2 separate regions of the Homo sapiens genome follow, and region 1 is linked to region 2. Evidence: chromatin contacts called from ENCODE Hi-C or POLR2A ChIA-PET data. All regions are on one chromosome and are shown on one strand. Each heading gives the region's core, a stretch centred on a gene start or an enhancer-like site at or near the end of the contact. The rest is flanking DNA. Distances are from core to core; before and after follow the strand shown. Region 1 holds the start of TTC39C (tetratricopeptide repeat domain 39C). Region 2 overlaps LAMA3 (laminin subunit alpha 3).

What was found. A loop is a pair of places that touch in the nucleus more often than their neighbours do. ChIA-PET counts read pairs that join two places held with the same protein, here RNA polymerase II (POLR2A). Pooled maps may share reads with other maps.
Region 1: a map of prostate gland shows a loop between it and region 2 (3-fold over the local background). The contact joins the promoter of TTC39C here to the enhancer-like site in region 2. A Hi-C loop is called at or near these places in 9 of 168 maps with a recorded cell type or tissue (CD4-positive, alpha-beta T cell, CD4-positive, alpha-beta memory T cell, CD8-positive, alpha-beta T cell and 6 more), 8 of 37 single-sample maps with no recorded cell type and 12 of 50 pooled maps. POLR2A ChIA-PET finds 5 or more read pairs at or near these places in 6 of 52 experiments (CD4-positive, alpha-beta memory T cell, OCI-LY7, activated CD4-positive, alpha-beta memory T cell and 3 more).

The regions. Positions count from the first base shown.
Region 1 is chr18:24,011,831-24,016,116 of GRCh38, forward strand. TTC39C (tetratricopeptide repeat domain 39C) reads left to right here and starts at 2,924. Exons shown (of 14, transcript NM_001135993.2): 1 at 2,924-3,208. The coding sequence starts at 3,042. TTC39C-AS1 (TTC39C antisense RNA 1) reads right to left here and starts at 3,630. Exons shown (of 6, transcript NR_110796.1): 1 at 3,474-3,630; 2 at 1,087-1,211. RefSeq lists silencers at 2,161-3,080, 3,161-3,340.
Region 2 is chr18:23,925,619-23,929,314 of GRCh38, forward strand. It overlaps LAMA3 (laminin subunit alpha 3), which reads left to right. Exons shown (of 75, transcript NM_198129.4): 63 at 2,505-2,622; 64 at 3,007-3,147. Among named protein-coding and RNA genes, the nearest start is that of LINC02958, 55 kb to the right of the region's middle. Within about 2 kb of position 2,218, at least 2 of the 41 ENCODE cell types and tissues checked have a DNase peak (open chromatin) inside an H3K27ac peak, as active enhancers do; they include prostate gland, where a contact is called at or near this core.

The DNA of each region.
Region 1 (4,286 bases), core at 1,674-4,173, 87 kb after region 2:
AACTTCCAAAGGAAACACTCGGATAAATCCTATTTGGCTGAAGTCAAGTGCACTGAAGACTGCATTAGTTTTGCAGGAAGGTGCTGAGAATCTCACAGTGTCAAGTATATGGTGTCCTGGAGTGTTAGGAATCTAGATTTTCCTTCCTTTTGTAGGTAATTTGCACCATGACTTCTTAGATATCACTATCTGCCTTTATAACCTGACATTTTTATCGAGTGGAGAAAACACAGCCTTAACTCTCCCTTGCAATGTGAATCCGGGGCAGGTGTCAATGCCAACTACAGCTGCCACAAGTATTACTAGTCCACGTGTTCTCTTCCTTCAGGATTTGGAGGCTCTTTTTGTATCCCTCACCACGGGCAAATATTTTAAAATGTCCCTTCATGATGATGATGCTAATGTAACTGTTTTGGTACCTGGTTAAATCCAATTTTGCACATATCTGGTGTGTATTACATGGTAGAGTTATCCCTCTATCCACGCCACCCCTCCCCTGCCTATTGTGGGGTGCTGGGCGGTTGCAGTGGTCCTTGCCTTAATTGTTCAACAATTAAATTTCCCTGTCTGCACAACGGACTGTGTGAGGTTCTTGAGACAGAACTAGCCCCACAAAGAGTGCTCTGACTTTGCTCACCCCTCCCCACATCCTCAGCTGCAGGGCCTCAAGTATAACTCATAAACATAGTGTCATCAATTCCTTGAAATTCTTGTTTTTTCTTCCCAGTAATAGGGACATACAGGACTGTGCTTGGCTGTCTTTCTCAGTTGGGGGACTGCAGGCTATCTCCTATGTCTGATATTTTGCTCTTGGCTTCTCTCCCTTATTGACTAGACTGCTTCAGGGATCTGGGCAAATGGTTCCACAGATCCAAAGTTCCAGCAGCCTGTAAGTGCATGTTGTCAGGGTGACCTCGGGCAGTGTGTGGCCAGGGGAGCCCTCCATGCCAATGGCCTCATGTGGGCCTCAATGAGCAGTACAGTCCCTAAGACCTGCGTTTGAGGGCCCTGCCCATCAAAACACACACACACACACACACACACACACACACACACGCATAAATTTATTTAAAAACATACAAGCACCTCTGTAACTTGGGATCTGGCATTCAGTGCTGCCTCAGTGGGGTGCATAACCCTCAACATCCATTCTCATGATTGATGCCATGCAGGCTCCAGGGAACGCTTCTTCTCATCTTTAGCTCAGTGCCCTAAAAACAAAAGGTTACAGCCTCTCAGTGCCATGAAGGATGGTGACACTGCTGATGTTTGAGACTAACATTATGTTAAATCCAAGAAAACCTAGATTTTCTTTTAAAGGTCAGCTTGTCAAATCCTTCTTCTCAGACAGCATGAATGCAGTGACTCCTGCATTACAACGTACTGTTTCCCAAGGATGTGAATCGTCCATTTTCTTGCTTCTGTCAGTGTTCCAGTTTGTGGTTCCAGATGTACTCAAGAATTAGCATGGCTTTGCAACAGTTACACATGACACTTAAGGAGTGGCAGTAATTCTTATTACTCTAAAATTTCTATTTATAAAAGTTGAAAATCCTGTATGGATTTAGATATTCTTATAAGGGATGGTACAATTTACAAAATAAGTAAAAGCAACTTACATGACAAAATTATTTTGCATTTTTCTGTAATAACTTATTATATTGGTCCCATGATAATGGATGACATAATGTTTAAAATTCAGGAGTTATTTCTAAACCTGAGGATTGCTTTCATTTAAAAAAAATTCTGTTATAAATGTTTCAGCAAAGTTTCTTCAAGTTGAAATTAATAAACTACACTCTAAAAACGACAGCGACTCAAGGAAGGTTGTCCAATTTGGCATTAGAGCATAATCTTGATTGCAACACTACATTAAGGGATTTTGCTAAATTAGAGAAAAATAAATTTGTGGAAAAAACATAAAGATGATTTATGAATTGCTTGTCTCTAGAATATTAGGCATCCAGATATCACCAGCCCATCATCAGAACAGTGAGACTTCTGTGATAATGGTTAAATTCAGTCACTTTTGATGTTTTGCTGACATTTGGTCATATGAACGCCAAAGCTTTGCAAGAATAATTGGCAGTGTGAGAATAGAACACACTTTGGCAGCTGAATTTATAACTTTTAAATATTTGGGCACATGGCATATAGGCCTCCATTTCTCCTCCTGCCCCACTGCGCAAATGTTGGTGGCGGGCTGGAGTGGGTGGTACCGGGATCCGAGGGGCTCTGCCTTGCAGTCCCGCAGCGCGGGGCTCCGGGGAGCTGCGGGGCAGGTGCCAGAGACCCCGCCCCCGCCGCCCACCTCCTCGGGAATTGGCTGCCCTGGTCCTAGGGGGCGGCCCCAGGGTCGGGATGAAGTCTGGGGTCGCGGGCGCGGGCTGCGTGGGGTTTCAGTTACTCGTGGAGTTTCAGTTACTCGTGGACAAAGCGCCGCGCGCTAGCATAGCGGCCCGGGCGGAGTTCCCCTTCCCTTTCCCTTTCCTTCCACATCCGCACGCTCGTTCTCCCTCCGCGCCTTGCCCTCCTCCCGACTCCTGGGTCCGGCCCCTTCGGGGGAGGGTGGGGCGCTCGGGTCTCCGGGTCTCGCGTGCGTGTGTCCGAGCAGTCCTGGGCGGTGGGCGAAGGCGCGGCTTGGGGACCCGGGAGGGGCCGGGGCGCGGGGGCTGCAGGAAGTGGAGGCGGCCGCCGCTCGGGGACCGGCTTGGCGGGGTGAGAGACACCCGGAAACGGATTCCGCTTCGGGGCCCGCGCGAGTTGGGTGCTTCGGAGGGCGCGAGAGGAGCGGGCGGGTGCTGCTGAGTAATCCCCGCGGCGGCGGCCGGACGCCCACCTCCCACGCCGCGCCGCAGCCGGGCCGCGGCTCCTCCCTCCGCGGTCCTTCCCTCCTCTTCCCTCCCGTCTTCTCCCCTCCCCTCCCCTCCCCTCCCGGCTCCGCTTGGCTCCGGGCAGGTAGAGCCGGGCTCCGGGCGCGCGCGGGGCCGCAGCAGCTGCTCCCGATCTCGCCTCGGCCCAGCGCAGGGCCTCGCACGCCCATGGCCGGCTCGGAGCAGCAGCGGCCGCGGCGGCGGGACGACGGAGACTCGGACGCGGCAGCGGCGGCGGCGGCGCCCCTGCAGGACGCGGAGCTGGCCCTGGCCGGCATCAACATGCTGCTCAACAACGGCTTCAGGGAGTCGGACCAGCTTTTCAAACAATACAGGTGACCCACGCGTCCCCGATTCCCCAACCCTGCAGCGCGCACCTCGTGTCCGGCTCACGCGCCTCGACCTGCGGCCCCCGGGAGCCCCCTCCCCCTCCTGTCGGTCACCGATTCCGGTCCTCAGGTCTCCTCCCTGGCAAGATCAGCCAGAGGGAATGCGCCTCTGCCACATCTCCTCGTCCACCCCCTACCCCCGGCTCCGTTGTCCTTTCCCTCCCGGGACCCGCCGCGCGCCCGCCCCGCGCGCCCGCAGTCCCCCTCTCACTTTCTCCCAGCCTCGCCCTCCCACAGACGTGCCCGGTGCCGGTAGGCTCCTCTCTGCAGGGCAGCTGGCTTTGGGACCGGATGAGATTTGAGGCAGCAGCGAGCCTGGGACCCGGGCTTGTCGTGACTCTGGCTCGCGTGCTGCCCCGGCAGCCTTTGTGACACGGAGCCCTCCGGCTGCCTGCTCCTCGCGCCTCGCATGGCTCTGCAACATTGTGCAATTCCAGACGCTTTTATTGTTTGAAAACAGATACGCACAATTGCTTTGCCGTGCAGGAATTTAAAAATTTCAGCTCAACTCTGCCCACTCATCTCTCTGCCTTGTCTTCTGCAAACTCAGTCCTCAAAATGAGTTCCTGATGTCTTTCAAGCAGGCGTTATTTATTAAGAATTTTTCCAACGTAAATAAAGGAAGGAAGAAAATGGAGGGATTTTTAAAAAGTATGAGAATGGTAGGAAAACACGTGTGTTCAGTTAATTTTTTATTTGTCTTTTAAAAAATAAAGCGAAAGAACTGAAACCTGGTAGTTTTCCTGTGGGAGTGGAAGGAACCTTCATTTCTTTGGGGACCTGGAGTGTTTGTTCTCGGGTTGAGGAAGCAAGTTTGTGATTTGCCGTCTGATTGTTGACGAGCCTTAAGGACGTTGATTAGCAGCTTTCCCCAACACGTTTAAGGACCACATGCTTCACGCTATGGAGACCCTGTAGTTTGGTTGGAATGAGAGGACCAATGTACAACTGTGACCGGGAGACAGAGTCTGTAAGAATGAGAATGCCTAAAGTCTCAGACCTCAGAGAATGGTGGTTTCTACCC
Region 2 (3,696 bases), core at 968-3,467:
CCCAAAGTATACATAAATACCCCAACGCAGGAACCCACCAACACAACAACTCATGCCCCAGTGCAATCACATTCCTCTAGCAAGTATGTTCAGACCCTGTATCCTGGAGTAAATGTAGAACTGTAGGTCCTCAGGTAAGCCAAGGTAACAAGAATCCCCCCAGGAATAGTGGAAGTAAATCTCTTCCATTTTAACACTTCTGCTGTAGGTAACTCTTCTAGAAAAAGGCATGATCACTTCCAAGTGCTGCAGGAATACCAACTGTAAGTGTAAAAAGCAAGGGCTTCAAGCCTCACTAACCTGTGTGACACACTGACAGTACAGACCCCAGCTCTACCACTTACCAGCTGTGTGACCTTAGGCAAGGCCTTAACCTCTTAATGCCTCATTGCTACATCTATAGTATGGGCATAGTAGCTGCCTATCTCTTAGGGTGGTTGGAAGATTCAGAGTGTGTAAAGGAATTAGCAGAGGTCAGCACATGGTCAGTGCTCAATAAATGTTAGATAAGAAAACCTGCCCTTCCTGCACATGTATCCTAGAACTTAAAATAAAATAAAATAATATAAAAGAGAAAATACCTCCCTCAAAAGCTTATTGTAAGTTGGATTCATAGAGCTTCGTGCAAAATAGGTGGTCTGTATCTGTTAACTGCCTTTCTCTCCTACTATTTTCCTTTTCTGCAACCTTCTTTCTTTGACCAATAATCTATGGAGAGAGGGACATCTGGAATGTCGTTGTCCAAGAGATATGTTGAAACCCAAAGAAGAATTGACCTAAAACCATGTATAAATAGGCAAGCTCCAGGAATGGAAATGAACCCTCCTCCTCTTCTGAGGCAAAAGGCCATCTTTATAAAATAATTAGGCTTATACTGTAATGCCAGTGAGGATTTGTTTCTTTCTTTTCCTTTTAATGAAATTTAATTTTAGGTCTATTACAGGTAGCTCAACTGTTTCTAATGAATTGGATTAAAATGAATGCAGACACCTTTCCATTTAGAAAAGTAAGCTGCATTAGGGATTTAGAATGAAATCAGCTTTGGGTTTTCTTAGTACATCATTTGTTTAAGAAACACAAATATTTGCCTGGACTTCAGTTAGTTCATGTGTGTGAATGCTTTATGTGCATTCAGCTCCAGACAGATCCAGAAGTCAAATCGAAGGGGAAATGCCCTGGGGCCATGTAGAAAGAGCTGCTTTAGAAATTGCTCTCATTATATAAGAGCAGTAATATGGGAGTAGTTACTAACTTGACGATCTCACATTGAGTCCTTACTCTGTACAAAACACTGTTTGAGTGTGTTACACATATTAACTTTCTTAGACTATGACAGCCCTATGAAACAGATTCACATATTCCCATTGTCTAAATGAGGAAACAGGCACGGAGAAAAGTTGCCTGTTCAATCAGAAGGGACAGAACTTGAACCCAGGCAATTTGGCTGGTCCAGAGCAGCACAATTTTGCCTCTCAGAAACACCTGCTGAGCATTCACGTCCAGGTGCCATGCACTGCTGCAAGCTCTTGCTGTACGTTAACTTGTTTTTTTGGTTTTGTTTTTGTTTTTTGAGGCAGAGTCTCGCTTTGTTGCCAGGCTGGAGTACAGTGGCACGATCTCAGCTCACTGCAACCTCCGCCTCCCGGGTTCAGATGATTCTCCAACCTCAGCTCCCGGGTAGCTGGGACTACAGGTGCCTGCCACCACGTCCAGCTAATTTTTGTATTTTTAGTAGAGTTAAGTTTTCACAATGTTGACCAGCCTGATCTCGAACACCTGACCTCAAGTGATCCACCTGACTTGGCCTCCCAAAGTGCTGGGATTACAGGCATGAGCCACCCCACCCGGCCCGTTAATTTTTTAAATCCTGGCAATAACCCTTTGCCCACAGGTAGGAGGTGGTAGATACAGCAGCATATGAACCCAGACAATGTGTTCCATTGTTTCAGCTTGGCATTGGTTAAATCAAGCTACGTTTTTCATAATTGAATAGAACCAAAAAGTAACACTTTGTTTCTTCTGACTTTACAGTGGCTAACTTAACAGTGAACAGAAAAAAAAGAGCAAAAGGTTTTCTAGAGCACTCCTGGTTCCTACAAATGATTTATTACTTTATTAATATATATGTATATCATATATCATCTATTAACTTATTAATACATGTCCTATCCACCTGCAATGCCGTGACTCCAGCGGGGAGGGACGGGCAGTTCTAGATATTGTGCATGTTCTCTGTCTCTTTACCTTTTGCGGCCACTGGCCATTCTTCTGTTAACATTGTTGTCTGCATTTTTAAAGCTGGGAATGTAAACTTACACAGAAAGGAAGTCAGTTCTCCCAGCATCATAAAATAAGTAGCATTATGGGAATCCCATGGGAAAGGATAAACATAAAACACCTACTCATTTATGGGTGAAAAGTACTAAAGAGCACAGCGTTTCAGCTCTGATTTCACGTGAGCCTGACATGATCCATCTCTTCCTTTTATCTGTGTTCGTAATCAGATTTAACATTTCTACGCCTGCTTTCCGAGGCTGCATGAAAAATTTGAAGAAAACCAGTGGTGTCGTTAGATTGAATGATACTGTGGGAGTAACCAAAAAGTGCTCGGAAGACTGGAAGGTAAGTGAAAGTTCAGAACCTCGTGAAGGAGTGCTTCCCAGCCAACCCACCTTCCGTATCCATTAACGCAGCAACTTTTGACTTCTTTCTGATAGCACACAGTGTTACAGTGAACTGGCTCATATACACTCCCCATGTGCTTGCAAGATGCTGAACCTTTTCAGGTTTGCACATTAACTTTGTAGGAAAGTAGGAAGACCAACTATATACACAAAAACTTACAGATGATTGCTGACTTATTATGCAGAAAAGTAAGCTCTCTTTCTTTCTGAGGTTACATAAATCACATTAATCAGTTTGAGTAAAGTGAGATAGGGTAAGGTACTGTATTTCAGCCAAGAAATGATTACAATGCCAGTAATTTATTCCATGTTTGCATTTCAGCTTGTGCGATCTGCCTCATTCTCCAGAGGAGGACAATTGAGTTTCACTGATTTGGGCTTACCACCTACTGACCACCTCCAGGCCTCATTTGGATTTCAGACCTTTCAACCCAGTGGCATATTATTAGATCATCAGACATGGGTATGCAGTAGTGCATTAATATCAAACAAGATTTAAACCTGACTCAAAGTTTGATGTTAAAAACAACAGAGAGATTTAGAAAGTGGTGGAGTTGTACATTTTTTCTATCATCACACAGTAAATGCTATTGTATAGTTCAACCATAAACGTTATTCCCCACTCTGGGGTAGGTCCTCAAAGAAATCAAGTTTAGAAAGTAACATTATAATTTACAGAGTTGCATTTGTGTGTACTCGCGGACTCATTTTTATTCTTTTCAGGTATATTTTATAATAAGAGTTAAGGTGGATTATAACTACTGTAGTTAATAATGTAGCTTAAAGTTTCAGAGCTCAGAAAGAAAATCAGAGTGTGTCCCTATGATTTCTTTTTGATTGCATTAAAGGTAGCTCTCTCCAGATTGCCTTTTTGCAGCAGCAGCAGCAGCAGCTAGTTGGACAATATTTATACCTGGGGAATTGGAGAAAATAAGATCCTTTTCTCTTTCCTCATGTACAACAGAGCCACATAAATTCTCTTCCACAAGGAGATACCATCTGTAACTTAAGC